Regions from separate parts of the Homo sapiens genome. Here region 2 is linked to region 1. A link is a loop called in an ENCODE intact Hi-C map of the cell type or tissue named here. Cell type or tissue: MCF 10A. All regions are shown on one strand. Links, peaks and the distances in the headings refer to the core of each region. The heading gives the core; the rest is flanking DNA.

Region 1 (15,406 bases), core at 2,370-10,369:
CATCCATCTCAGTCCCTTGTACTCGGGTACGCATCAGCCACAGCCCAGCCCTCAACCACATCATCACCTTCTGCGTTCCATCTCTGTCATCTCATCGCTGGCACCTCCCATCCATCCTCCTCCACTCATCAGCAGCTTGCCTGCTTCATCAAGAAGTTTCCCTCCGACCTCTCCAAACCTCCAACTGTTCTGAGCCTCCTGCCCTTCCAGGAGTATGTGGTGGGCTAGTGTGCTAGTGTGATGGGCCCCTATCTCACTCACCTCTGCCTATGTCTCCAAGCCTCCACCCTGGTCTGCTGGAGCAACCCCCACCACCCAAACAAGATCCCTGGCTGTCTGAGCATCCTGGGAGGTGTCATGTGCCCCTGGTAGCTTCACCTTCCCTTTTCGCTCATCCCTGTGAACTCCTGAGCCAATCCTCCACAAGAATCATTCCAGAATTTCTCCTCCCCAAATGTCCACACAGGCCTTCTCCCACCCTCCCCTACCACCCACAGCCATCACCCTCTCATTGAACATCCCTAAGAAGCAGTGGCTATTTTGTGTCAGCAACCCTGCTCCAGTCCTCTGTTCCCCTAAATATCCACCTCTACACCCATTTTCTTCCACCCCTGGATTTGAGAAGGGGAGCGCCATCGTGTCCAGCCCTTCCCCGCCTTTTCCAGAACATGCTTCACACACCGCTTCTTCTCTTTGCCATGTGTTCAACACTAGGTCCTTCCCTGTCAGGGAACATAATTTGGTTTCACTTACAGCTTTTTAAGTTTATATAAGGATCCCTGCTTCCTTTTGCTACTTAGATGTTTTCAATGCCACCTGCTCTTTCCCTACCCCCCCCCAATCCCAGCTCCTCCAACTCAATGGAAACAACATTCTTAAAGATCATCCGCACCTTTGAGGGATCAGTTCCAATAACCAGATCTTAACCCTCATTCTCCCTAATCTCCCTGCAGCAGCTGAAGCTGCTAATGTTTGATGTTGTCTTCTTTGGGCTCTTTCTCCTTTGCAAATGGTATCTAGTCGCTTTTTATGGTGCCTCTTAACCTTGGAGTCCTCCTTTATCTGTTCACTCTCCTTCTTCAGCCCATCAAAAGTGGGTGTTGAGTAGCTGATCCTCTGTATCCTTTTCTTCTCCTCTCTTTGAAGGAAGTGGTCTCCCTTGTGACTTCTAGAGAGATCCACACTACAGAGAAAATTTTCAAATGTGCGATCAAGCCCTAGTCTTTATCTTAATCCCACATAACTCACTTTGAGATGTAAGCATTTGGATTCTCATTGCCACCTCAAATCCACAGGCCCGAAGTTCATCTTCCATCCTCCCCCAATCTTTCCCTCCTCCTCCTCCTTTTATGACTGTGACCATCTGTCACTCACTCCCCCTGTCTTTGTGGTCTTCTTCCTCATGTCCCATCCATCCTTGCTTTGATAACTCTCTGGAATTCATTCTCTCTCCTCCATTTCACAGTCAGTATCCTGATGCAGCCCCTTATTAATTCATTCTTTAAGCCATGCAATAGTCTTTCACACTAGTCTCTCTGCGTCCCATCTCTTTGTCCCGTGCTGCACACTACCTACCTCCATGTCAACTTACAAAGGCCATAGAGATTGCCACTGCCTAGATCCCAAGGGATCAGGACGACATTCCTTCCTTTAGCCTTCAAAGCCTTCTTCAGGCTGGGCTCAGTGGCTCAAGTCTATAATCCCAGCTGAGTTGGGGGGATTGTTTGAGGCTAGGAGTTCAAGACCAACCTAGGAAACACAGTGAGATCTCATCTCTACCAAAAAAACAATGTTTGATATGCATTAGTTTATATCAAATACATAATATATATATCTATAACATCTATCTATCTATCTATCTATCTATCTAATCTATCTATCTATCTATCTATCTATCTATCTATCTATCTATCTATCTATATAAATATATATACAACAAATCTGCAACATCAAGACCTGGTTTGCTATCTCCCAGCCTTACATCTTTGGGCTTTTTGCACATCATCTTCCTGTCCAGAATGTCTAACTCTCTTCTTGGGGTTTGATAAAACCCTATAATGTCTAGCAGAAATTTCATCTCCTCCTTGGAGTGCCCTATCCTGAAATCCTTTCTGCCCACTACTTTAATCCTCTGAGGAGTGTCTCTGCAATTCATTTGGTGACCAACCACATGCCAAATCATTTGTACCTTATTTTAAATTTCCATTTCGTATTTTTCTTATGTCTTACTTTTCCAGCTATCAGCTCCTGCCTTCACCAGTTCTTCTTGGCCCCTGTTTCTGAAGCCATGTTCCTATAAGCTCGGGCCTTCCTGATTGAGCAAATGGGGTCAGAGCCTGGGCCCCACCAGCAAGCAGGGACTGGACCAGTCTTATCATCAGCAATGCTTGGGCAATGCCCACAACAGTTACCCTTAGCAGCCTGTTCACACCCCACGCTCACTGCCATGTGTAAACTCTAGGTTCTGGCCATCTTCCTGCTTGCTTACTGTTCTGCCTCTCCCTTGGGAGTGAAAGCTGTCCTAAACCCAATATGGTTTGGCTGTGTCCTCACCCAAATCTCATCTTGAAATGTAATCCCCATGTGTCAAGGGAGAGACCTGGGTAGGAGGTGATTGGATCATGGGGGCGGTTTCCCCCATGCTGTTCTCGTGATAGTGAGGGAGTTCTCACGAGATCTCATAGTTTAGAAGTGGCAGTTCCCCCTGGGCTTTTCTCTCTTTCTGCTGCCTTGCGAAGAAGGTACTTGCTTCTTCTTCGCCTTCTGACATGATTGTAAGTTTCCTGAAGCCTCCCCAGCCATGTGGAACTGTGAGTCAATTAAACCTCTTTCCTTTATAAATTACCCAGTCTGAGGTAGTATCTTCACAGCAGTATGAAAATGGATGAATACACCCGCCAACAGGACCTACGGAAAGCTCCTGGCATTAAATGTACCAAGTTGCTCACTCCTATGCCTAGCTCTTGCCTGCCCAAGCCCCCAAGGATGGACCTTGCTCATCAGTAGGACATCACTCCAAAGAGCTCTCCCACCTGAAACTAGAAATGGTGGTGCCCCTGCTTCCCAGTATTTCTCTGCTGTCCAAGGCTTCTGAAAGCCATGCCTTAAGCTTAGCCATGGAACCAAGAAAGAATGCATCAGCCTTTTGGGGGACTGCAAACCAAACAGTGGAGCTTTTCCCCTTAGGAAGGACTTACACTCACAGCTAGCTCAGTTCCCTCCACATCAGATCCAGGCCTGATCCTCCTTACCCTCCTCCTCCACCTCCCTCAATGCCTACTCTGTCTCCTTGCCAAGCCATGACGCTGAGTTCCCAGAATGCTTGGGACCTGAAAACCTCCCACCCTTCTCCCTCCACAGAGAAGGACAATATCCTCAAAGTGCCCCATTTTCCTCACCACTTCCACCATATAGCCTGGCAGACTAGGCACCCAATAAATGTTGTATAAGCAATAAATGTTGTTAATTTGATTTTTAAAGGCAAGTGTTTTAGTGGACAAGTGGAGGAGGAAGAGGTGGGTGTTTTGTGACAAGGAGGAGAGGGCAGGTTTCCATTTTCCCACTGCTTTTTAGCCATTAGGCCCCTTTTTCTGAGTAGTGTTTAAATGCTGGCTCATTTCCTGTGTATGCAAAGCCCATGGCAAGTATAGTTTGGTGCCCATAATAGCAATAAATTATGACTGTAATTGAAAATACGGGCCTAGAAGGAAACCCTAATCACGGGGCATTCTCACTCCTGCAGCCCTCCGAAGAGTGCCAGTTTTCTTTCCAGCTCTTTCTTTGCCTCTCTGCCACCCACGCTTCACATCTGTGCCCAGGTATTTGGCTTGAACCGGAGTTGCACTTAAAAGAGCCGCAGGTGGTCCACTGCCCCCGTGGCCCAGTGAACTGTGATCTAGGTGAGACGCCCATCAGGCTTCTGCATTTTCTTTTCCTTGGGAGGAAACAAAGGTACTGATTTTCCTCCATATATTTCTCCCCTGCCAAGGTGCCAGCCGAGACAAAGGAAAATGGGCTCAGGTTTAAGCTTTAGCCTGGATCTGGGGAGATAAAGAGGCCTTAGCATTGCTCACTGGGGGTAAGATTGTGCCCTCCTGGTCCAGAAAAGATGGGGGTGGGAGTGACCACGCGAGGGGAGGTCACCTATTTTTGGTGAAAACCTACTGTACGCTCAGCCTTTTACATAGAAAAACCTGCTTAATTCCTGCCTGACCTCTGTCACCTATTAGGACAGCATATTCTTGAGCAATCTCACAAGGTGAGAAACTGAGGCTCAGAGAGGTTCAGCATCTTGTCCAGTCACTGAACTGCATGGCGCAGGTCCAGGAATTAAACCCCACAGGTCTGACTCAAAGTCCAAATCCTTCCTCAACATCCCCTGCCAGCAGGACCTCTAAAGGGCCTTTTAGATGCCATGATTTTATGACAGGTCTATAGCTCAGCTGGATTTAAAAACAAGAAAGAATGTTTGATTGTGAGTGACATTTTCTGTATCACTGAAGAATGCCTGTTTGTCTCTTCTTAATACTTTAAGTCATCAGCTGAGAAGTGTAACCTAACTCGGCGGGTGGCTGGGGCACCTTGTTTCAAGGCTCCCTGTGCTGTGCTCCTCGGGCACATCAGACCACAGGAACAAATCTCATGTCACCTTCTGCCACAAAGGGGTCACCACTATCCAAAACGGCTGGTAGGGTTGAGGTCAGATCACCATGGCAGCCAACACAGCACCTGGCCCAAAGAATAGGCCACGTACTGCAGGAACATCAGAGGCGTTTGGCCGCAGCACCTGTGTGACTCAAACCAAGCCTCAACATCTATGAGCCTCTCTATTCATCCACGAAATGAGATACCAATATCAATCCATGCTGCCGAGAGAACTGATGAGTAATTAGAGTCCAAGTTCACATTCCCTCTATGCTGAGAAGGGCCCGGTCTTGCCCTTTGACAAGTCTAGAAAGATGGCTCTCTCCCCCTAGCTTCAAGGTCTGCCACATGCAAAGCCACCCATCTGCACACAGGCTTCCTTTCTTCTAGTCCAGTGGAGATGTCAGTCTCCCTCTCTCTGGAAGCTGAAGCCTCGTAGCCAGAACTGTGGGGCCACTGGCTATTTTCCCTGGAGGACCGTGTGACGCAGGGTCTTTTAATTTTCAGGCTGTGAGAGCTTTGATCCATAACCTGCTACCGCAGTTGTTCTTTTACATTCAACAAATGCCATTTTCTTTTTCATGAAGTACTTCTCTGAAGTTATTCATCTTTGTATTCACTGGTGATTTATTTGTTCTTTCTCTAGCTCCTTGGGGATGCTCTGAGGATGTTTCTACCTCAGTCGAGCAGGGCCTAGAGTTAAGCCTCGTCTGAGCCTTTTTTTTTTTTTTTTTTTTTAAATTAGAGACAGCATTTCATCATGTTGCCCAGGCTGACCTTGAACTCATGGGTTCAAGGGATCTGCCCACCTCAGCCTCTCAAAGTGCTGGGATTCCGGGTGTGAGCCAGTGCTCTCACAGGGGAAAACCATGTACCTGTACAAGGTTCTTCATCACAGTCTACATCAACTCCAAGGAAAACAATTTCTAGAGCAATGTGGTCAGCGATGGGAAGGGGACACTTTCCACAAGGCCAACACCACCTCTGGGTCTGGCTTTATGTATTTCTGAAGTGCCTGCTATTCTGAGTCATGAAATGAGTGACACACATGCTCCCTTGGCTTCAAGGTGACTAAATTCCCAGAACTGTGGGCTGGGAAGGGACCTTGAAAACCTTCACTTTCAATTTGCTCATTTCACGGCAAGAAAAGCCCAAGAAAGCTGAGCCCTTTCCTGCTCTTATCCAGACTGATTCCTAATGGCGAGCTGTTTGCTCACGTGCAAGCTGCTCCAATCTCAAAGGCTTGTAACTGAGAAGATGAAAATACAATGGTCTTTGTAAGAGGCAACAAGGACAGCAGAAGATGCACTCATGCAATAAACGGCACTGATTATTACATAAAGGCAACCTCAGTGACAGTGGGTTGCTTGCATTGCTGCCCGAGGCTCTGCAGGGCTCCGCCTTCTGTCTCTTCCTCTCTGGGCTGTCTTTGCACCACCCTCCTTCTCCTCTGAGGCTTCAGTCCCCGCTCATGTGCTGGTGATTCGCTGGCTCTCACCTTCAGCTGTGACAAGTTTACTCAGAAGCAGCAGTCTGTGACCCTGGGGACAGCTGCCAGGCTGAGCCATTCCAAATAACACAGCAAATTGAGAGGTTCCCTGATGTTCACAACCTCTTGCGTATAACTCGCTCTGTTCACATCACTAGAGGGCTGCTAGCCACTGCCGTTACTCACCCATTCAATGGTCAGGTCCTGGGCTGTGACTGCAGGCCAAGCACCACGCTAGGAGCCAGCGATGCTGCCCTTGGCAAAGCTGAGCCCTTGCCCTAGCACAGCTAACATTCCTTTGAGAAGGTGAGTCAGTAAATAACAATATAAATACATCACAGGGCAGGCACTGATGGCGCCAAGGGGGTTAAAAAGCAAGGAATGAGAGAGAGAATAACTGTCAAGGAAGTGGGGGATTCTTGCATTTTACATAGGGTGACCCAGGTAAGCCTCTCTGATAAGATGGAATTTTTTTTTTAAGAAGCATGTGTTTAAATTTTTATCTTTTTTTAAAACTGATATATAATAATTGTACATATTTATGGAGTACAATGTGATGTTTCCATACATGTGACAGTAAGGTGACTACAGTCAACAATAAGGCATTGTAATCTCAAAATAGCATGAGAAGAGGATTTTGTGTGCTCCCACAACAAAGAAATGATGAATGTTTGAGGTAAGAGCTATGCTAATTACCCTGATTTGATCATAAGGTAAGATGGCATTTGACAGATGTGGGAAATAAGTGAGGAAGAGAGCCATTTGGATATCTGAGAGAAAGCGTCCCAGGTAGAAAGGAGAGGAAATGCAATGGTCATGGGATAGGACCCTGCCCGGAGCATTCCAGAAGACCAAGATGTCCGGGGTTGCTATAGCCAGTGAGAGAAGAGGAGTGTGGCAGGGGCCCTGGTCATGTAGAGCCTTGAAGGCTATTGTGAGGATTCTGGTATTTTCCAGGCATTGGACTGACTTGATCTGACTTGGGTTTTAGCAGGATCGCACTGGCTGCTGTGCTGGGAACAGTCTGTTTAGATGGCTACTGTGAAGATCCATGTAAGACACAATGATGGCTTGGACTGGAACAGCCAGCTGGTGATGGAGGTGGTGAGGAGTAGGGGGAATCCCAGCTATTTTTTCAGAACAAAGTTGATTGGATCATAGAGACAGTTGTGAAAACAATCAGGGCCCCCTGAGACTGCCCAGTGAGTCTCAGCCCATCATTTATTACTGGGCTTGGGGCTTCATGCGGCAGAGGGGTCATCATGCAGAAAGATCAACAGGGCTCATAAAAAATTAAGTCCAGCCGAACATTTGATCCCCACTGACATCAACAACAGAGTTACAGGAGAAAAATTTAAATGAATTTTGTTTTGCAGACAGGTAAGGACAATGGCACTGTAACAGGAAGCAAATGCCTACACAGAAGTCTAATAATTACATAAAAATGCACAAGGATTTATTATTATATACTAACACCAATCAATATGCCATTGATTGATGGGTTCTAATATGCATGAGCTGTTAATAAGTGTCCTAGGAAGAAGTGAAAAAGGGTCCCTAGACCAAATGAAACTGAGAAACGCTGGACTGAATGCAGTTAAACTGGTTTCTTTGTGCAGAACTGCCTAGGGGCTTTAATATGTTAACGTGCATCACCATTCTCCAAAAGGGAGCTTTATCAAGACCATATATTTTATTGGTGTTGTTTTAATGGAGCCCCTTCCAAGAGTAACGTTATTTGAAACACTTTAGAGAAACACTGAATAGGTTACATAGATCACCTGAGTATCTACTCTGCAGTCTAGCATCCCATAATTCAACAAAAACTTTCCAGGGTCCTGTGCTGAGTGTTGCAGATATAATGAAAAGTAAAGATCCTAAGTGTCATGTGGTAGTTTATCCTAGAGGGGCTCAAGGTACCTGCTCCGCCATCTCCCATTTGCTTGACTCTGGGCTGTCAAGAGTGCGGTGAAATTGCAGGGAGGAGCTACACAATGAAGTCTGGGGGAGTCCAGCCCACATGGCACTTCTCCATAAGACTTCCATGTGCCACTGTCCCTCTCCATGAGCACGGGGCTTTGGAAAATGCCTCTATTGGATGAATGCACACCTTTCCCTCATTGCACATCGCCTGCCCATCTGAACTAAACAGAAAGGACTTCAGGAAAGAAACATCTGTGGGACAAGCTTTGTATTGCTTCATGTTACTTCTCTTTGGTCCTCATTACAACTCCACACTGATAGTAGCTAACATTAAGGAAGCTTTTAGAAGGAGGTAAGTTCTGTCCATGCACCATCCCATTTAGACAGACCTTTGAAGGATGTGGGTACTGTCATTCAAAATGTTGGAAGGAAACTGAGACTTGTTGACCTTTGATGACCTGCCTAAGATCACACAGATCATAGTGGTAGAGCCAAATCCAAATGGCACCATGGTGTCAAAGCCTGCTGTCTTCCTGACACACGAATCCCTGGTTTACTTATTGCACAGGCTGTACAACAAGCATCAGGCCGTGCTGGAGACATTCTCGAGTTGGCTTTTGCAGCTCAGAAACTGAGTGGGCTGGCAGGAGTTAACCCAGGGTACTGCTCAGAACCTGAGTCACCTAACCAGGCTCCTGAGTGACAGAATGACAGAGATGTGAAGGAGCCCAGGACACTTTGTATCTGTTCTCTCGTGGTTGAGCTGTGGGCCCTGGACTATGACCCCAGCAGAACTGGCTCTTGCTTATTTCAATCCTAGAGTTGTTCCTCCAGAAAATATTCTGATGGTGAGTGAGGCAGAGGTTTGCAGACTTCCCAACTGTAACTCAGGGGACGGCTCGGCAGAGCATAACATTTGGGACAGCATGCAGCCCTTGACCTTGACTTGGATGATGGCTGCGGTCAGTGAGAAGAAAAACACATTGGCACAGAGAAATATCAGAGTGTACAAATGTCATTTCAATTAAAAAGAACATGTCAGAAGTAATATATTTTTCATTCTCTCTACAAATGACTCCATCTACAATATGATACAAAATCATTTTACACATCAGAAATCCATAAAATCTCTTCAAATAGAGTTTCCTAGCTGAAATATTGCTCTTCTTGGTAGACAGGGCGTTGATCTGCCTTTTTGACCATGACTGATGCTATCCAAAGCAGATTTGCTTTTTGAAAGGATTTGCTTTTAGTTTCAGTTTTACATTCACATATATCATATAAACGATTATGGTCCCAGTTATTGTTTTCTAGGCGTAATAATCACATTTGCCAATATCACTGAAAAACATCATTGAGAAAACAACTTATACCTATCTCTGTGCATGTGTGTATAAAACCCTTATGTTCTACCAAGTTGAACACAGAATTTTAAACCTGATTTATGATTTCAGTGTCAATGTTGACTCCCCAAAACCTGTAAAAATGAATCTAGATGATTGTAGTATGCCAGTTTAGAAAGGAGGTCACAAGTCAAGGAATTTAAAACGAAAACATCTTAACTGCAATTTATTTTTTTAGCTCATTGAATGTGCAACTCAGCTAGATACTTCATAAACATTACTTCATGTTCACAAAACCCACATGGAACAAGTGTTATGATTCTGTTTTTACAGCAGGGCAAACTGGAGTTCAGAAAGAATAGGTGACTTGCCTTTGGGGCACTGCACAACCTGGCGGCGAAAGGGGGATACGAACCCCAGTCTGTGTTACCATAAAGCCTGAGCTCCAGGGAGGTCTCACTTGCTGGGTCCAGGTTTTGATCAAATCAGACCCATGTCAACCCCAGTGGAAGCCATTTCAAGAAATATAGCAATCTGAATTATGTGTTATGTGTGTATGTGTTTGCAGGAAGAAAAAAAGGTCTTTCAGTTTTGCTAGTGGGTCATTTAGGGACCAAGTATGGGGTTGCTCTCAAGTTCATTCAAGCAATGGCACCTGTGATTGGGTCCTCCTGTTTACCGAGCCGACTTCTTTAGAAAAGGCAACCTTTCTGGACCCATCGGAGACATTTGACCTGTAGGTTCGAAATCACCAAGTCCTCAAGGCTGTCAGTATGGCTCTTTCTAAAGTCTTTCTTCTGAAAAGAGATGCTTCCAAAAATTTAGAAAATAAATAAACTTACAGTCTTTGAGGTACTACCCTATAAACTAGTAGAGCTTGGATCGCTCTTCCTTGGGTAAAATACTCATGGTAATCCCAAAATACCCTAATTTTATGCTTTGGGGATTATTTTAATAATTTAATGCATGATGCCCCAAAACTTACAGAACAGGAAAAAGAAGTATACTACTTTCCTTCCTCCACGCCCTCTCCAGTTCTTCTAATTTTCAGAAAAGCCTACTAATTCTAAGGCCTCTAAAAATCTGCGAGAGGTTCTTAGCGTCAATTAAATCATCCACTTCCCTTGCTCCTCCCTTCCTATGCAAGGCCATTCTAGTACATACAACCCAAGCCCTTCTGCCACTCACCATGAGGCAAGCCTCCTTCCACACTATCCCTATTCAGTGACTCCTCTTCCTCTGTTCTCCCCCAAAACAACATCTGACATCCACCCCATCTTGTTCTCTCCCCGACCTTTTCTTTGCAGTCTTCCCCGATTCAACGTAAGAGAGGACTTCCCAGCCTCAATACTCCAGCCATATATCCATCCAATGTCCCTTCAACTCAAGCTCAGAGTCTGCCATGGTAGAAAGCTGTCGTCTTTTCACTATGGAACAATGCCTGAATATTTTGTGTTTATGGGTTCTCCAACCAAGTTCCACATTAACTAGACAGGTGTTAAGAGAACAATCTCTCTTCCTTATTCTTAGCAGCACCTACCATGAAACTGACCTTTATCTCATTGAGAACATATATATAAAGGTATTGTCCTAAATGTTACACCACAGACATATTGTAGTCCTCCTGCGTGTCAGTGGAAATGTTGCTTAGTTCGTTTATAAACTGTTGTGCAATGCATGTGAGTGCTAAATCGGTATAATATGACATTCCAGGTTATATAATTCAATGCAGCACAATTCCCAAACTATCAATTAACGAGCCTTTCTGCTACTTCCTTTAGAAATTATTTTGTTGAAGTAAAGGACTCTGGTTCTCTAAAACAGAGATCAAATAAAGGGAGACATTGCTAAAAGGATACATTTGGGGGCTTTCCCTAGAGGGGAACTCCCTTTCTGGACTGGAGTGGTAGCTTAATGAAGAAGCTTCATTAGTAATTCTGATGATTCTCTCTGCACTAGACACATCTATCCTGTTTATTACGCTCACTATGTTTTGTCTTTTGGGGCACTGGAAATCTAGTTTTGAAAAAGAGTTGAGTCTTTAACAATAACGGCAGTCATTTAAATGAATAGGAAATTGTTGTCGTTTTTTTCCTGCTGGAATTTTTTACTCAGCTCATCTTAAAGACACAAGGAGTGTTGGGCACAGAAAGGGCTGGATCAGGCAGACATATGCCAGATCAAAGTAGGAAACAGTCACCAGCATGAACCCCAGCACTCATTATTTGTGGGAAAAAGACTCACAGAGATTGACTTCTAGCAAGCTCATGACCTAATATGCCTCTAACCAAAAAGCACCTGTGCTCTTGAACTAACTCAGTAGCTGTACCAAAGTCCAGTAAAACTCATTCATTCTAACAAAGGTCAATCTGGCGCTCATAGAAGCTGTAGCTTATGTCATGGATCTTTAACTAATGTCACCTCTGAGCTCTTGGTCAGGCAGACCATCTGCTCTTAGAACCAGGATGGCGAACAGGCCCTGCTCTTTCTCGAAGTGCAGAAGTTAGAAAGGATGCAAAATTTTTAGGCAACTCCAGCACAACCTGGCTTATGTGAGAGACCTAATTAACCTCTGAATTTAATATTTTCTGATTGTTGCTTTCTAGGCTTTATAAAAAACAGATTAGCAAATTACCTAACAGCACGCCCAAGCATGAGACGACAGAGCAACTCAGCTGCTAACAGACACAGCCTGAGCACACCTGGTGTGGCATTATCTCCTTTCACATACAAGACGTTTTTAACCCTCACTGGGTGCAATTAGCTATTCCATTCCTCCTGTGAGAGTTAGAAGGGCTGAGTCTCAGAAACGCTTTCGCTCAGTCCCAAAGTCAGTGTGTGGCAGGTTCAGCAGTGGAATTCACATCCACTTGATTCCATGGCTTGAGTACTTTCTATCACATAGACAGGCCATCCCTACAAAAGGGAAGGTGACTGGGCCACAAGGGAATTATCCAGTGCATAACATCAAGAAATCTATCGGGTTGTGTAAAAGTGAGCTAGCGTAGGTGTGCTCTGCATCCCTCAGCGGTCAGGTGTATCCTCAAACTCAACTTCTCACAGGATAGGGGTCCATCCCCCCAGCTCTCTAGAGGCTGGGCAGCTGGCATTTCCAAGCACTCCTTTAAACAAGCAGCAGCAAAGCACAGGCAGGTGCTTGAGCCTAATGTGTGTTTTCCTCTGTGTAGGACTACTCTCACGCTTGCCTTGAAACCTGGACAGCAACAGCAAGGTAGAGATTCTCACCTACCCGCCAGACCCAGCATGAGTCCAACTGCAACCAGACTGAACCACACAGGATGTCAAGATCGCAGTGACAGATAGACCATCAACTTTCCAGACGCTCTTGAAGCGATCAGCCCCTTCGGCACACTATGGCCATCACTGCACCTCTGTGCAGGCTGTGACTGCCTGGCTAGGGCTGTTCTGAGCCAGGAACTTTAACCAGCAGATGGTTTCCATAAGCAAACACCAGGTGGGCAGAGCTACCTTGATGACTTTCTACTTACTGTTCAAAGGCCAATCACTTCCCCAAATGAGTTCCTGGGCCCAGAAAATCTCTCTGTAGGGTTCTAAAGACTTGTTTCTAAAAACAGCTAGAAGACTGAACTAATTATTTAATTAGATGCTTCAAAATAAACAATGCAAATATCATAAATCTTTTCATTTAACCACTGCTCTGCTTTTTAGTAAGTTGTGGCAAATAAAGCCACTGATATTTATTAGGGTTCAATAAGAGAGTTTCAGAGGCTTTAAAAGAGTTTTTAATTATCCCCATAAGGAAATGATGAGGCTTTCAGAGCTTAGAGCCATAGACCACACTTGGAGTGTTCTTCTGCTCTCTGCCAGACAGAACTACTTTAGGTAGGAGCTCAAATGCAGGCCATAGATGCATCCAGGATGAAAAGTAAAAGAATGTTTTTAACATTACACAAACCACCAGATTTCAGTCGGGACTAATGCATTTGAGGGACAATTGGGAGAAGCTCCAACTATTGCTTCTGGGATGCACCTGCATTAGTTCTCCAACTCACTCACCAGCATCTATCCCCTGCCAAACTCAAAGTGTCCTTCCAAATCACTTTGGAGATTTTGTTGATACACAGACTACGGTGACATCTAATCCAGGGAGTGAGTATCTTTGGTTTTTGGTGTTCTGTTTGTCAATAAAATGGCCAATAATTCATCATCTCTTCAACACTACTCAAGCATCTACTCTTCTAATGCTGCGTGGAGCAGAATTACTAAAACCACTCCCCTCTCCACGGATAGTCATCATCATTGTCATCACTGCCTAACCAGCTATACTCTTAGCTGCCTGTGTTAGGCCATATGCTGTGCTATGATGCCCTGCATACATTATCTCACTTAATCCTAACAGTTCCATGAGACGGACACCATCGTCATGGTCTTCACCGTATAGGAGGATGCAGAGGCTGAGCAGGGCTGCATGCCACAATCACACAGCTAGCAGGTGGCACAGCCTAGAACCTGTCCAGGTCTGTCAGCTCCAAAAACCAGACTCCCAGCTAGTCCAGCATGGCTCTCCACCTTTCCTGTGATTTAGCACAGACTGGAGCATGTTAAAGCTGATACTTACGAAGCCCTACCCCAGAGAGCCTCTCCCAGAAGGTCTGGGTGGGATCCAGGAATCTGCCCCTATAACCAGTGCCTGAGACGGTCCACGTACCACATACCATAAGGCACCAACCTATTTTGCACATTTCAGTTAATCTGGACGATTATCAGAATCCATGATAGAGGCTGACAGCTACAGCTGCTGAGCAGTGTGAGCATGGCCCTTCTGCAGCAGGTCCCCAGCTGCGCAGTGCTGATGGGGAGCACTGCCAGGCAATGCCTACTCCAGTGCCACCTCATTCAAACCTACTGCCAAGGGCTGTGATCCGACCCACAGCCTGGCCAGGCTGACCTGGTGTCATCTTCTGGCTGGTGGTGCATGTAATCCTGGCCCCGTATCCATGAATTCCATGGGGAACTAACTGTTGTGTATACCTACTGTATCACTCACGAAAGCCCTTCATCCCACAGGACAACCACTGCATGTCACTACTGAATCTTGTCTAGCTCTCATTTGCCAACTCCTGACCTTTCCCATGAAGTCTGGGATTTCTCATCAACGCAGCTGAGAAAATGACAGAAGGTCTGATGAAGGAATAACGAGGTATTCACTAACAAGATGTCCACTGATGAGACATCCTCTGATGGGAAGGGGGAGGCAGAATGACAAGATCTGTTGATAGATGCTGAGGCCAATGCATGACAGGCTAGCTGATGAAAAACTAATAAAGTACTAATAAGCAAAAGGAATGTATACTCCATAGTGTATCTTCTCTGAAGCCGAGACATTTGTTAGCACTAACCACTAGGGGTGAGACAGGACATGTGTAAGTCATTTCAGCAAGTCAGTGTTCAACCATCAATTAACTACCTCCTACCACGCATAAGTGCACTCGACAAACATTTACACAGCACGTATACTATGCTCAGCACGGTTCCAGGCACTAGAGAGATATAGCAATAAATAATATGACAGAATGGCCCTTCCTATCAGAATGTTTCAGAGCAGAGCTGGGGGACTTGGGCACGTAAAGATACATAAGATGAATTTCCTGCTATGGAGGTACACAGGGTTCACAGGGGAGGCGGGCAATGTAATTTTAATGCAGGGAAGAGTGATATCCTTGCCTCACTTCACCTTTATAATACTCCGTGAGATAAGCAATCAACCTCATCTCTACTGTTCAGATTTGAGAATTGAGGCTTGGGATGTTGAACTAATTGGCGGCATCATACAGCTATTAAGTAGAACTGGGGTATGGTAATCTAAATGATCCTATACTGAGTCAGCACAGTGCATGTAATATTATCAGCATAGGTATCCCTTGTGTTCTACTAGAAAAGATGTTTTAATTAAGTTTATTTAATTGAAAAAGAGATGCATTTGGGAAAATTTAATTCAAATATTATAGAATATTCAATAAAAAGT
Region 2 (15,406 bases), core at 3,793-11,792, 58 kb before region 1:
AACTGAGCTTTAGTGGCATGGGGCCTCTACTTGGGACTCCACCCCGCACCTACAGTGTGGGGGATCTCTGGACCTTAGTTTATCCATCCTCACCTCGTGCTCCACCACCAGTGGAAATGGCGGCAAAGGCTCAGGTGCTTCCTCTTGTCACCAGAGGGAGCCAGACGCTTTCTCATGCCAGGGAATGCCTGCCTCACTGGTGTGGCTGAAGCAGTGCAGTTCAAGGTAGGAGGGTCACCAGCTCCTCTGAGGGTGGCTCCCCCGCCTGTAGGAGGACACGGCGGGGCAAATGACTCTGTGGGAGTCTGTGGTAATCAGTGAAGGTCCTCACGCCGTGTCTGTCAAAAAAATGACCATCTCCGAAAAGCCCAAGAAGGGAAGGGAGGCCTGCTATTACCCCAACCACAGGGTAATAGAAGGACCCATATCAGGGACCTCCCTGATATGGTTTCGCTGTGTCCCCACCCAAATCTCATCTTGAATTGTAGCTCCCATAATTCCCACGGGTCGTGGGAGGGACCCCATGGGAGGTAACTGAATAATGGGGGTGGTTACCCTCATGCTGTTCTCACGATAGGGAGTTCTCACGAGTTCTGATGGGTTTATACGGGGCTTTTCTCCATTTTGTTCAGCACTTCTCTCTCCTGCCACCATGTGAAGAAGGAAGTGATTGCTTCTTCTTCTGCCATGATTGTAAGTTTCCTGATGCTTTCCCAGCCATCCTGAACTGTGAGTGAATTAAATCTCTTTTCTTTATAAATTATGCAGTTGTAGGTGTGTCTTTATTAGCAGCATGAGAATGGACTAATACACTCCCCAATCTCATACAGTCCGTACTTGACTCGGTTCATCTTCCCAAAACATATTAAATCACACTCATCCCCTATTTTAAACCCTCACAGGCTTCCTGACTCCATGCCAGGCTGTGCGACTACAGGCAGATGGGGCTCTGAGTGCAGGTGGGGACCTGGCTCAGGGCCTCCCTCCGAGTGTGTGCTGACTGGTGGGGATTGCCCTGGCTGGTGTACGGTGCTGGTGTACAGTGTCCAAGGAGGCCCGTGAGCACCAGAGTGAGGCTCAGCAGAATGAGAATCAGGCTCTGGGGGCAGAGTGGGTGGGCTAGCGGCAGGTCCCTGGGGCACTGTCTATCCGTGGATTCATGCCCAGGCCCCATGCAGGAGCAAATGAGTAGAGACTCAGTGATCATGCATAGGGCACAAGATAGGGATGGGAGCTGGGGTTCCAGGATAAAGCAGAAATCCTAACATCAAAACTACGTCCTGCATCCGGGGAAAGTACTGAACATGCAGCAGAACATAGGCTGCATCAGCAGAAATCCCTCCTATCTAGAGGCAGGGTTGGTGTCCTGAGGTTCTGACTGGGAAGGGCAGACTGCAGAGGTGCTAGCCAGGTTGGCACCAGCTGCACGCAACCGATGCATTCTCACCCCTTTCCAACCTCACCTCCAGCGGGGCCCCTACACCATGGGTTTTGTTTGACGAACGGTGGAAAACAGTCAAGATGTGAGTCAAATGCAAATTTCACCCTGATTTTATCACTAAGGGGGACACGGCCGCTTGCTGACATGACAGTCGGCTGATTTTGAAGCCTGGTGAAAACTAAGGATGGATTATTAAACTCTGGATTTATGTGTTCTGCAAGCAGGGAGCTGTCACTGTCAGAAGTCGACAGAGTTTAGCAGGAACAAGTCACGCCAGACCAACTTCATTTCCTCTGCAGTTTTCTGATAGGAACAGGATGCTGATTAGATTGAAGACAAGTCATAAACACATTATACTGTGAGGCAAGTACAGACTGGACAAAAACACTCACTCACTATATGAGAGAGGGAACCATGCATGATGCTGAGACACAGAACTGGCGGAACCATCTCAAAGCCGTGGAGCAGATGTGTGAAGTCCTGTGGAGCAGGATGGAGGTCTTGGCCAGTGTGCCAAAGGGTCACTCCTATCCCATTCTCTGCATGTGGGATGGATACACTGGCATGTTATGCCCATTTGAGAGGGAAGATTCATACACTAGAGGTAGACTGAGGATTCAACATGGCCAAACTATCTGTCTGAAAGGGAGCCAGCATTCGCCTGCAAGCACTTTAGGATGGGCTGAGGAAGGTATGGAGCAAGAGCTCATCAAGGCAGGAAGAGCTGCAGCGGAATGGAGCTTCAGCATGAGTTCCCACCAGTGATGCACTTATCCCAAATGCCCATGCAACCTCCGTGGCATTAACAGAGTCAGGGTTACAAAGGGGCAGCCCCCATATTCTCATAGAGTCAGCTGCCAGTGTGGTCAGTCTGGAATGTGACATTTAGAGGGGGCCATACCATGCTGGATTACCTCCTGGAGGGGCTTTTGGGAGAAGTAAGGATCTAGAAGCCGTGCCATGTAATAACTAAAGGACTGGAGAAGTTTAGCCCCAGAAAACACAATGAGCAGGCAGCAAGGCTGGAACACTGTCATGGGGAATAAAAGCTTAAGCACCAAGTTTCCCTCCAGAAGCCAGAGTCGGATTCAGGATGCAGTCATAAGATAGCAGGTGACAAGGAACATGGAGCACGGGGGACTGGCTGTCTTCAGAGGGGTAGTGAGCTGCTCACCACCAAGGGTATTCAGGTGGAGGCCAAGTGCCCAGGTATCAGGGTTGAAGGGAAGGGCATTCCTGCTGGGTGATAGGAAGGCAGACTGGAGAGTCCCCAAGTCTGAACAAACTGCCAAAACTTTCTCAAGCATCTCACCATCCCAGGCATCCAGAGGACCCGGAATCCACCTCACTGTTGGCTCTATGCCACGGGTGTGAAGTACTTTCCTGAAGGGGCAGAAGTGATTACACTCAGCACAGGGAGGAAGCAGGATGTGGGGCTGCCTACCAGAAAGCCATGTCAGCTCCTGGCCACCCCCCACCGCCCTGCTTGTCAGCTCTCTCGAGATTCCCAGACTGAATCAACATGAGTTGCTTAATTTCTCTGCGTCTCTGTCCTGGAAGATGGCTTTTCTGGAAAACTCATCCTTGCAGGCAGTGTGTTCCTCTAGAGAAATCTGAGCATCGGGGTTCTAACTCACAGGCTGGAAAATGGAGGCCAGGTATTGCTGAGGAATGTCTCCTCTAAAAAAGGTAACAAGACAGACTGGTAAATAGCAGACCTTCAGGGCATACCACGTTCACCTGGGCAGATCACCTGGTGAGGTCCTTAAGGCCCACCTGAGACCAGAACTGGAGAAACGATCCTCATAATTGGAACAAACAATATGAGCTTTATTCTTCTGGAAGATCACTTCTGGTTCTGTTTGCAGATGAAGGAGAGGGAAGAGACAAATTGTGCACAGCAGGGAAGCAAAGTCAGCCTCTGACTGCATCTTTCGGGTTGGTGTTAACTGAATGGCTCAGACTTCCTGCATCAGCAATGGGCAGGCAGCAACTGGGCCTTTAAAAAAAATTATAAGGAAAATGACTGTTTAGTTCTGACACATGACAGGCTGGCTTGAAAGAAGATAGGTTCTCTTTATTTTTTCAGAAGGAGTTTCACTCTTGTCGCCCAGGCTGGAGTACACTGGGACGATCTTGGCTCACTGCAACCTCTGCCTCCTCGGTTCAAGCAATTCTCCTGCCTCAGCCTCCCAAGTAGCTGGGATTACAGGTGCCTGACACCATGCCCAGCTAATTTTTTGTACTTTTAGTAGAGACGGGGGTTTCACCATGTTGGCCAGGTTGGTCTTAAACTCCTGACCTCAGGTGATCCACCTGCCTTGGCCTCCCAAAGTGCTGGGATTACAGGCGTGAGCCACGGTGCCTGACCTCGAGCATAGGTTCTCTTAAAGCAGTGGTTCTTAACCAGTGGCAACTTTGCCCGCCAGGGAACACTGAGCCATGTCTGAAGACAGTTTTGCTTGTCACAATGGGCTGGGGTTGCTGCTGGCATCTGGTGAGTAAAGGCCAAAAATGCCACTGAACCTGCAATGCACAGGGCAGTCTCCACAACAAATAATTATCCGTTCTAAAATGTCACTAGATGAGATGGAGTTGAGAAACTACTCAAAAGCCACCGAAGTGCAATTGATCTCAAAGCCTTGCTTGGCACACAGTCCACTTGTGGTGTAAGCAGGAAAGGATGTGGGGAGCTCACTGGGATCTGTTTAATATGGCTTGTCATTTGGTACTTAGAATTGAATAGGCTTGAAGAATGCTCTCTTTTCTGCCAAAGGAAAAGATGAAAACCTGAACCCTACAATTCTAGAGCTCTTGGCTTTCTTTGAAAGCCAGAATTAACTTTCTTGTCCACTGGTTCAGGAACCAACCCTTCTGTGAAGTCAGAAGTGTTTCCATAACATCTCAACACCTTTTCCACGGGGTAGAATGTCGTGGGATGAGGATAGAGTAAACTCATGCTACCGAGCCCTGGAAATGACCCAAGAACTAAGGATCTCATTTAGACTCTATGTCAACACTGTAGCGTAGACCTGAATATCTCATTTTTCACAGATGATGAAACCGAGAGGCCAAGTGGTCTTGTGGAAACTCCAGGCCCATTTCCCAGCGTAGGCCTTTGACTCCCAAGTCTCCCAAGCTCTCTCTGCTAAAACTCTGGTTTTCAAATTTGGATCCTTGGTGCATGGCTTACCGGGCAAAGGATGGGGGAAAGGGGTGGGATCTGAATGTGTGGAGGTCAAGGTCCTGACAATGTGATAATGATATAAGCAGAGCTCTCCCCTTTCTCTCTTCTGCCCCGTGTAAGGTTTTTGTACTGGGTTGAATGACGATCCTCAAAAAAAATATGTCTATGTCCTGGAACCTGTGAATGAGACCTTATTTGGAAAAAGGGTCTTTGCAGATGTAATTAAGTTAAGGATCTTGAGATGAGATCATCCTGGGCTACCTTAGTGGGCCCATAAATCCAAGTGTCCTTATAATAGACACACAGAAAAGAGAGAAGGGGAGCAGAGGATGCCAGTAAAGCCACAGACATGAGTTACACAGTCACAGACCAAGGAACGCCTGGATCTATCAGAAGCTGGAAAGGCAAGGAAGGATTCTCCCCTGGCTTCTGGAGGGAGCACAGGTCTGCTTGATTTCAGATTTATGGTGTTTAGAACCATAAGATAATAAGCTTGTGTTGTTCTAAGTCACCAAGTTTGTGGACAAAAATACAGTTTTTGCGTAAAGTTGTTGCATAGTCTCAGAAAACCAATCTTTTGTTTAAAGAAAAACAGGCCCATTGCCAAAATTTGAAAACCACTACCCCTGGTGGGTCATCTCTCTCAGATCTTGTATTCACTTAAGTCCAGAGCACAGACACAGAAAATAAATGTTAAAGAAAGGCTGAGTTCAGTTGGTTATAATGAGCCGACAACAACAACCACCAAAAAAGAAAAAGAAAAAGAAAAAGAAAACAAAGGTTGAGTAAATAATGGCTTGAGGCTGGGTTGGGCCAAATCTCCTTTTAAACACACAATGCATTAGCCAGTGAGGAAAAAAAAAAAAAACCAAAAAAAAGAATGGTGGTTACGCTTATCAGGCTTCGCATTTTTAATTTCTTCCAAAAGGCCTCCATTTTGCACCATCCAAATCCCTTGAAACCTATGAACTAACTGGAAAGCTATTGGAATCCAGGAGGGAAAACGCACAGTGCAAGTGTTGCCTTTGCTATCCAGGCATCTCACACAAAGTGCGTCATAGGGAAGAACCGATTTGTGCCATTAATTGTACCCTTGGTGACAGCTGAAAAAAGGACCCTGGTTGAGAGGCCTCCTTAGGTTCTAGTGCAAGTTACACAGTAGAAGGAACAAGAGCTCATCACGCCCAGGCCCCCAGATTACGACTAAGACACATCCAGTGTGGTCTGCCTGCCAGGAACAACTGCAAACACAGACACAGCCGCCTGTGATCAGTCTTTGGATTCCATCCAGTCCTCCCTTCAAGGTGGGGATGCAGAGAGCCCAAGAGATGAAAGGACATATCCCCAGGTGTCACGACTGAAGAACTGGGGCCAGAGGAGAGGCCACGGCCCACCCCAGACTCTGCTGCTCTGCCAGTGGCCTGCGTTCCCTCCTACACTGCCGGGCCAGTGTTGTCCATCAGGAAGAGTGCTCTGTGCCACCAATCACTTTGTAAAATCTAGTGCTGGCGGACAATTATTCCGAGATGGGTGACACTTAGCTTCAAATGACTCCATTTCTGACGTGTGTTTTTTCCCCTGAACATATATTTTTTAAAAGGCAAAAAGGGAAGTGACTACAGCTTTCATTTCATCTGTTTCCAAGTCCAAACTACAGCCCAGCATGCAGAGCCCTCCACACTGTCCTGTGTCTTCATTTGCCTTGCTCGCTGCCAAATGCGAGGATGGTGTGCTGGTGTGCTCTCTGAATGCTTGCCCTGCAGACAGTGGGCCTCTCCAGGCTTGGGCAACCTGTCTTCATCCTCACGCTCCCTGGCAGGCACCGGCCTCGCATGCATGCAGCACCCAACCGCTCCTCAACCATCTCAGGTCACGTGCCCCCAGGAGGGTATTTCCAACGTCCTGGCCAAAGTTCCTGCTCACTCTCTAGTCCTCCAGCCAGGGAGAGTCCTGCTTCTTTCAGTGGTTGTACTTAACAAATTCCCAGAAAAGGGGGCAAAAGAGCTATGCCCCTTTAATCCTGGCTTTCTCTTTTTCCCTCTCATATGATTGCTTTTCTGTGTTCCTTGTGCCTCATATATATTGCTGATCTCAATTACTGACTTTAAAAGAGGGATGTGTATATATATATTTAATTGTGATAAAATGTCCATAACATAAAATTTACCATCTTAACCATTTTTAAGTATATAGTTCAGTATACCTAAAATATCTAACAGATGTTTTTAAATGGTGGAAATTCAAATTTAAAAGTAGAGAGAATAGACTAGAAGAATGAAGGCACAGATACCTCTCACTAGTCACAACCATCATCAACTCACAGTCAGGGTTCCATCTCTGCCCCCTCCCACTCCTCCATCCTTATGTTAAAGCAAATCCCGAATATCATTTCCTCCATAACTCTGTCTCAAAAAAAAAAAAAAAAAAAGTCTAGAGTGTTGCTCTGTCACCCAGACTGGAGTGTAGTGGCCTGATCTTGGGTCACTGCAACCTCCACCTCCTGGGGTTCAAGCAATTCTCCTGCCTCAGCCTCCTGAGTAGCTGGGATTACAGGCATGCGTCATCCCACCTGGCTAATTTTTGTATTATTAGTAGAGATGGGGTTTCCCCATGTGGGCCAGGCTGGTCTCGAGTTCCTAACCTCAGGTGATCTGCCCACCTTGGCCTCCCAAAGTGCTGCGATTACAGGCGTAAGCCACCGCACCCGACCCTCCGTAATTATTTCAAGACATGTTTTTGAAAGATGAAAACAAAGCTACAATGCTATTATCCTGTCCCCAACATTTAGCAATAATTGTACAAGGCTGTTTAACTTTCGAAGTCCCTTCACATGCCTGAACTCCTTTACCCTCCAAACAATGGTACGAGGTGCCATCAAACCCATTTTGAAAGCCAGGAAACTTCGAGATGCTCAGAGAGCGTGAGTGATTTCTTAAGGCCCTGGATATTTCAATTTAGGCTCACGTTTTCTTTCCACCCTGCCTCCGCCTCTTTGGGAGAATGACTTGCTTGAAGCAGTCGGTTCTGAACGAGCCTGATGCCAACGCAACAGAATAGAGTCTTCATCGTGCTCGACCTAATTCGGGTAGCCTACCAGTTTGGCTTCTTTAAACATTTTCACTTTCTTATTATAAAAGTATAAAAGTTACTGCAGCAAGTCATCTTAACTATTTCCCGTTTTATTTTTAATCTTTTGTGGGGAGAGGCAAGAAAGGAACCAGGAAGTTATGTCGCCTGGGTGGGTTCTCAGCCACAGCTCCCGGGGAGGGCTTTCCCCAGTGATTCACTTCGTGACTCATTCATCATTTTCCCCAGCAGAGCTCGAGTGAGGGATGGGAGTGTTCAGATGAGAGGGAAGGGCAAGTGCAAAGGAATACTCAATGCTGAAGGTTGCCTCCTCCCCCAGCAGGTCCAGCTCTCATTCTGGGATCCCTCTGCCCCCAAGGTCCTGGTAACCTGTAGACGGGCAGGGATTTTGACAGAGCTGGAAGCAAGAGGCAGGACTGGATCACACAAGCCAGGTTTAGGTCACCTGGAGTGACACCTCCCTTGCGTAGTGAATGCAAAGACTGCCTTCTTTCTCTGGCTGTTTGCTACCAACATAAGTCCTTGCAGAAGCAGGTCACTGCATGAAGGGCATGACCTTTCAGTGAGAACTACCAAGTCTTGGCCCCTGTACATAAAATATTTTATTTAATTCTCGTAACTCCTATCACACTGCACTGAAATTATCTGCGTATCTATCTGGATTGGTCTGTTAGATCAGGGTTCCTCAACCTCAGCACTACTGACATGACAAAGTGAGTAATTCCTGGCATGGGGCTGTTCTGGGCATTGTAGGATGTTCAGCAGCATCCCAGGCACCTGCCTGTTAGATCCTGGTAGCACCCTCTATCTCCCATCATGACAACCAAAATTATCTCCAGCTATTGGCAAATGTCCCCTGGGGGGAGTGGGGGGTGGCGGGGGGGGGGCGGGGGGAGCCCTTGAATGAGAAGCACTGATTTGGAGCATGGAGTTATTGAGGGGAAGAACCTCGGTCTTATTTCTCTTTGTCTCCCTATCGCCCAGCACAGTGCCTAGCACAGAGTAGGAATCTCCAAATATTCATGAATCTCTAGGAATCATCACCGTGTGAAGGAGTTGTGTGACCCAGCGTGTTACAGGTGGGGCGAATGAGGCACAGAGAGGTTCTGAATGTCCAGTGTCACACAGCTGTGAGTGACAGGGCAGGTGAGTCCAAAGCCTGCGTGAGTGGTGGGAGCTAGCAGGTAGCTCAAAAGAGGAGCTTCACTTGGGATCTTTCTGCTTTCTAGTTCTGGCCACCAAAGGGATGAGGCTGTTAACACCATTCGGACAGAACATTCCAAATGCCTGCAGCTGTTAATTAATAAGGAGCATGTTCAGAGGCTTGCTTTAGTATGAGGCCTCTGTGCTGTCTTGATCAAAGTGACTGGAGCGTTGTGGCCCCAGCAAGCATGAGAAGAGCAGGGTTAATTTTTAAAAATTTCTCTAGAAACTTAAACTTGAGAGTAAATGATGAATGATAATTATTTGAACCAGGTTTGCAATATGAAGTGGCCAGAGGAAGCTCATGCATCCCAGTGTGGTTGGGCTATGAATGAATTTAGTTATAGCGCTGAAACGCTGTCTTAATTAGGTTTGGATTCTGCTTCCCTTTTCTGAAGAGGAAAGTAGAACAGAGTAAACCATCTGATTCATCTCTGAAAGTGGGAGTAAGGTGGGGGTGGGGGAATGGACTCACGTGGTTTGCAATCTGAGAGCTAATTTGCTGAGCAGAAAAGTCTAATTTCTAACTCTATCACAGCTAAGTTTTCCTTCAAAACATGCTAATTATGAAAGACACAAATAGCTTCGTGCCGCTCTATCACGCCTGCACCATCTGATTTCGCTTGGCAGTATTATTAGGAGGTAGCCTGGCCAAGTACTGCTATGGTCTGAACGTTTGTGCACTCTTACTTGCCAAATTCATGTTGAAATCCTAATACCCAGGGTAATGGTATCAAGAGGTGGGGTCCTTGCGAGGTGATCAGGTCATGAGGGTGAAGCCCTCATGAATAGGGTGAGTGCCCTTAAAAAAGAGGCTCCAGGGAGCTGCCTCACCCCTTCCCGCAGAAGAGGACACAGTAAGAAGGTGGCCGTCTATGAATCAAGAAGCTGATCCTCACGAGACACTGAATCTGCAAGTGTCTTGATCTTGGACGTCCCCGCCTGCAGAACCATGACAAATACATTTCTGTTGTTTATATGCTGCCCAGTTTATGGTATTCTGTTACAGGAGCCCAAAAGGACTAACATAGGTGTGATTCCTTCCAAGCCGGCTAGTAGCTACAAGGGAAACCACAAAGAGTAGTCTGCACTGACGCTTCTGGCTCTAGACATCCAGTTCCAAAAGGTGCAGCACCATCTACTTGCAGTTAGACGATGCTTAATGAGTCTTATTTAATGACCCAATTGATAACACTTGACACCAGGTTAATGGCTTTACTATATCATGCATGTACTTCTCCTGATTGTGAATGTGTAAGAAGTCTAGTGCATTTGTGTTAGGAGGAAGACGAGTAGACAAAGATAAAAGATTCCAGTTCAGTCTCTTAATGTCATTCCCGTAGTCAACTTTCCTATGCTGTAAGAATAGTCTCACTTCTCCCTCGGGGATGTAGGCTACATGACCTACGTGAGGGCTGAGGTGAGGGCAAGGCAGCCCAGGCTGAAGAAACCACACGGGAAGCAGAGGGAGGAGGGGATCGAACTTGGCCTCACTGGGGCATCACTAGGAATCCATCTCCCTTCTTAATGCAAAGCTGGAGCAAACATCCTCCTACCCCTGCATGGTGTACAGGGCTCTGGGCTCCTATTCCCTTGGCCTGAGGGAGCAGGGGGTGTTTGTGGCAACACAGCAGTGGGCATGATGGCCTGCAAAAACATACCTCCTGGTTGCCATCAGTGAGACTGGTCCTCAACATTTCTCCTATTTAAGCTCTAGCTGACTCCCTCACTCTTCTCTCCTAATATTTACATACAAGGTGTGAAGAAGCAAACTCCCAGAAGACTCCCTGAGACACCCTGGGACTGCATATGAGTTCTCATTACGCTCCTCCATAGGCCTGTCCTTTCAGGTTTGAGTTAGGGAGTTTCCTACGCACAGAGAAGTTGCAATATTGAGTGATGGTACCCAAGGGATCTGGGACAGAAGGTCCCTTTGAAAACACGGCCACAACAAGTCCTCACCACTGCCAGCCATAGAGAGGGCAGCAGTGATGGTGACACTGATGACAACGGCCAACCTTGACAGGGCACCCGGCAGGCAATGGGCCCTGGCTGAGCACAGTCCGTGCGGTGTCTCATTTGCTCCTCAGCTCAATTCTACAAGGCAGGCGCTATTCTTAGGCCCACTTCATGGATAAGGAAACTGAGGCTCAGAGAGGCTTCTATAAGCAACCTGTCCAGATCCACACAAACAGAGTAAATAGAAGAATATGGACTTGAACTCACCAGTAAGACACATTCTCATTTCTTGCAATAAACCAGATATGTCTTGTTCAAGAGTGTTCAGGTTTTGCATTTCTCAGAAGCTGTTTTCTTTAACAATAACTGAAATTGTGGCTGTTTGTTCAGCATCCCAGACCCTATGGATGCATATTGTCATTCACTTTGTCAAAATGCCAGAAACAGCACAACAATTTTCTCCGATTTTTGAGATGAGGGTACTGAGGCTTAGAGCTGGTAACTGGTGAAGCCAGGATTTGAACAGGTTCTTTCCGTTGGGTCACTCTTCCCCTGAAGAGCCTGAGGGCATCCTATGAGTGCTTGGCCTCTCTACCAACTCCCCCTCTGGAATCTAGACTTGACCTGGCCTCTTCTCTTCCCCTTCCTTCAAGAGGGATGCAGCAGGTTAATGCTTGGAGGCTGTTTGGAATTTCTTCTCCAAGAAATCCTGCCCTCCACTGAGGATGCTCCCACACTGGAGACTCTCACAGGAAGGATGGAGGGTGGCTGGTCCCCACTCCTCCTCTGGTGGTTTCACCTTTGTGAATGTTGCCCGTAAGAAAGCTCACTACTTTCCATCTAAGGAAAGTTTCCTGGGAGCTTCCTGGCCTCTGAGCCGTGTCCTCACTGCCTTTCCTAACAGGCTCAGGAAACCTTTTTTCTTTTAAACTTCCCAGTGAGGGGCTCAACAGGACCAGCACATAACTTCTTCTCCACTTTAAACCAGGAATAGTTGTAAATGTTTTAATATCAGATGGTGGTGATGGTTGTGCAACTCTGTAAAATGTGCACGTAAAATGAGTGAATTTTATGGTATATAAATTATACCTCAATAACATTGTTAAAAAAAGAAGGAAATAACATGATTTCTTGAAAAGAGCTATAAAGGGGTTTGAGCACATGGATCCCCCTTAATTACTGCAGGAAATAGGGGCCACTTGGGAAAGGCGGCCATACAGTTATGGCAACTCTACTGAATTATTTAGCCTAGCCTCCTTTTTTCCTTGCAGAAAAACTGGAGTTGAGACTCCAGTTTGTCTCCATTCATCCTAACTCTTCTTTAAAAATTTTATTTTTAATTTTTATGAATACCTAATAGTTGTACACATTTATAGGGTACATGTGATATTCTGATACAAGCATATCATGTGTAATGATCAAATCTGGGTAAATGGCCGGGTGTGGTGGCTCACACCTATAATCCCAGCATTTTGGGAGGCCGAGGTAGGTGGATCACCTCAGGTCAGGAGTTTTGAGACCAGCCTGACCAACATGGTGAAACCCTATCTCTACCAAAAATACAAAACAAAATTAGCCTGGCGTGATGGCACACGCCTGTAGTCCCAGCTACTTGGGAGGCCGAGGCAGGAGAACTGCTTGAACCCGGAAGGCAGAGGTTGCAGTGAGCTGAGATCGTGCCACTGAACTCCAGCTTGGGTGACAAAGCTAGACTCTATCTGCAAAAACAAACAAACAAACAAACAAACAAAAAACGTGGGTAACCGGTATATCTATCACCTCAACCATTATGTTGGAAACATTTCAAATCTTCTCTTCTAGCTATTTTTAAAAATATAATAAATTATTAACTACAGTCACCTTGCTGTGCTATTGAACACTGAAATGTATTTCTTCTCTCTAACTGCATTTTTGTACTCATTAACCAATCTGTCTTCATTTCCCCTTCCTCCCTACCCTCCAGCTGCTGGTAACCATCATTCTAGTCTCTCCCTCCATGAAATCAGTGTTTTTAGCTCCTACATATAAGTGAGAACATGCAATATTTGTTTTTGTGCCTGGCTTATTTCATAACGTCTTCCAGTTCTATCCATGTTGCTGCAAATGACAGAATTTAATTCCTTTTTTTGGCTGAATAATATTCCATTGTGTCTATGTATCACATTTTCTTTATTCATTCATCCGTTGATGGGTACTAATGTTGATTTCATATCTTGGCTATCGTGAGTAGTGTTTGAATGTAAGACTTGAAACTATAAAACTACTAGAAGAAAACACTGGGGAAGACACTTTAGGACACTGGTCTGGGCAAAGATTTCTTAAGTAGGACCTCAAAAGCACAGGCAGCCAGAGTACAAAGTAACAAATGGGATTAAATTAAGCTAAAAAGCTTCTGCACAGCAAAGGAAACAACTAACAAAGTGAAGAGACAACCCATGGAATGGGAAAGAATATGTGAAAACTGTTCATCTGACAAAGGATTAATAACCAGAATATACAAAGAACTCAACCAACTCAACAGCAAAAAAAACTAAGTAATTGGATTTAAAAACAGTCAAAAGATCTGAAAAACATTTCCCAACTACCTCTTACGCTCTGGGAAGGTTCAGCAGGCGAGAAGGGGAGAAGGGGAGGACCTCGAAGCCAAGTTCAGCATCAGGTGCCTCCATGGGGGTCACTGATGAAAGCCTCAGCAGGGCTCTGTTAGGAGACTATCTCTAGTGTTAGGCTCATGGCTTGAACAGATGCAAGATCAGGCTGTTGGAGAGGTTAACTTATGCTCAGTCACTGATAACCTCAGAGTAAACACATCCCTAAACTGTGTTCATCCCATCTATGAAATGGGAATAGCCTTTCATAGGCTGCTCAAAGGGTTCCACAGGATAATGGAAAAAGCAAAAAACAAACAAAAGAACAACAACAATAAAACAATGCCTGCCTGGCTTCATGATTTTTTTGTTTGTTTGCTTTTTGAGATGGAATCTAGCTCTGTTGCCCAGGCTGGAGTGCGGTGGTGCGATCTTGGCTCACTGCAACCTCCGCCTCCCAGGTTCAAGCAATTCTCCTGTCTCAGCCTCCTGAGTAGCTGGGACTACAGGTACGCGCCACCATGCCTGGCTAATTTTTGTATTTTTAGTAGAGACAGGGTTCCACCATATTGGTCAGGCTGGTCTCAAACTCCTGATCCATCCACGTCAGCCTCCCAAAGTGCTGGGATTACAGGTATGAGCCACCACACCCGGCCCATTTTTTAAAAAGTTTCATTACACTACTTAAAGCAACCAACTGCAGGTGGAGTTTAACTAATTTCATTCAGTCTTCACAATAACCCTCTGTAATGGTTCTTACTGTTCCCATTTTATAGACAGGGAAAGAGAGGCTTGCAGAGGTTAGGACACATGTCCAGGTCACTTGGCTAACAGGTGGCAGAGCTGGGATTTGCAGCTGAGCCTGTCTGGCTTTGAGAAAACTGACACTACACCATGCCATTACACCGAGGACTCCACCCACATTTCCAGGGTTTGGACTGAAATGGGTTTAACTGGATATCTATGCACAAGGGGTCCCGATCAGCATCTGTCACATTAATAAAACATCCATCTTTGCTGAGGTCCACACTCTCAGTTAACATGACCATGTTCTCAAAATGAACCCTGGTAAAACATCAGAGCGTATCTGGTTCCCAAAGGGATAAATTCCCTCTAGCCTGGAGCTTAGTATTTATAAGCAGAACCTGAGCTAACCTTAAGGCGTTATTCTGAGCTGCCCATTTTGGTTGTTCTTTTTGGGTGACCTGATAGCCCAGGCTAAGCTGTTTTCTGTCCCAAGGTTTTTCTTCTCACCAACTCCCACTTTGAGAAATGCTGAGGTTCCAAAGGTCTGGGTCCACAGAGCTGTACCTTCTGACTTACTGAGAGGGACCTGCAGGAGGCGGGCAGGCCCTGATTCAGAAGCCATCCCAGGGCTGCCCTGTGGTGGGAGAAAGGTTGGACACTGATTTCCAGGGAAAGCCTTAATGAGCATCCAGCAGAGGGACCACAATGATAACACCCACAGCCACGCTCCAAGTGGTAGTCAGGTACAGGAGCCGGAGCCCGAGAGAGTGACCTGGCATGTCAGAGACTGCCTCTGGACCACAGCTCTGGATCTCGCCACCCCAAAATAACTCCCCTAACAGCTTGCCAGTGTCTGAAAGTCCACAATTAGAAATTCACTCTTCAGGCCAACCAGTCTCCTGTTGCCAAGCCCTTCTCTTTCCAAGCCTTCTAAGGTGCTGCCAACAGAGTTGCCTTCTCTAGGACACAAACTTGACCACACGAACCCCCTCCTCAAAACTCATTAGTGGCTTGATTCTTCATTGCCTTCCGGATGCAATTCACACTTCCCACATGGACCACACGGCACTCGGGCCCCTTTGCAGAGTTCCCTGCCTGGCATGATTCAGGCCACTGAATCCTTGCTTTTCCCAGGATGACTGACCCGACTTGGACCCAGGTCAGCCTGCTCCTTGAGCTGTCCCCACAAAATTC

Evidence for each region. A loop is a pair of places that touch in the nucleus more often than their neighbours do. Peaks named below come from ENCODE experiments on the same cell type or tissue, not always from the same donor. Only the 100,000 strongest peaks of a DNase experiment are listed, where the experiment ranks them.
Region 2: it touches region 1 in a loop (4-fold over the local background); 4 of 110 quality-filtered maps call a loop at or near these places.

What each region holds. Positions count from the first base shown.
Region 1 is chr15:92,002,719-92,018,124 of GRCh38, reverse strand. All of the region lies in intron 2 of SLCO3A1 (solute carrier organic anion transporter family member 3A1), which reads right to left. Among named protein-coding and RNA genes, the nearest start is that of SLCO3A1, 160 kb to the right of the region's middle. RefSeq lists an enhancer at 5,776-6,276. In MCF 10A, for the core only: no CTCF peak of the experiment used is centred there; no DNase peak of the experiment used is centred there.
Region 2 is chr15:92,062,293-92,077,698 of GRCh38, reverse strand. All of the region lies in intron 2 of SLCO3A1 (solute carrier organic anion transporter family member 3A1), which reads right to left. Among named protein-coding and RNA genes, the nearest start is that of SLCO3A1, 220 kb to the right of the region's middle. In MCF 10A, for the core only: no CTCF peak of the experiment used is centred there; a DNase peak (open chromatin) is centred at 7,938.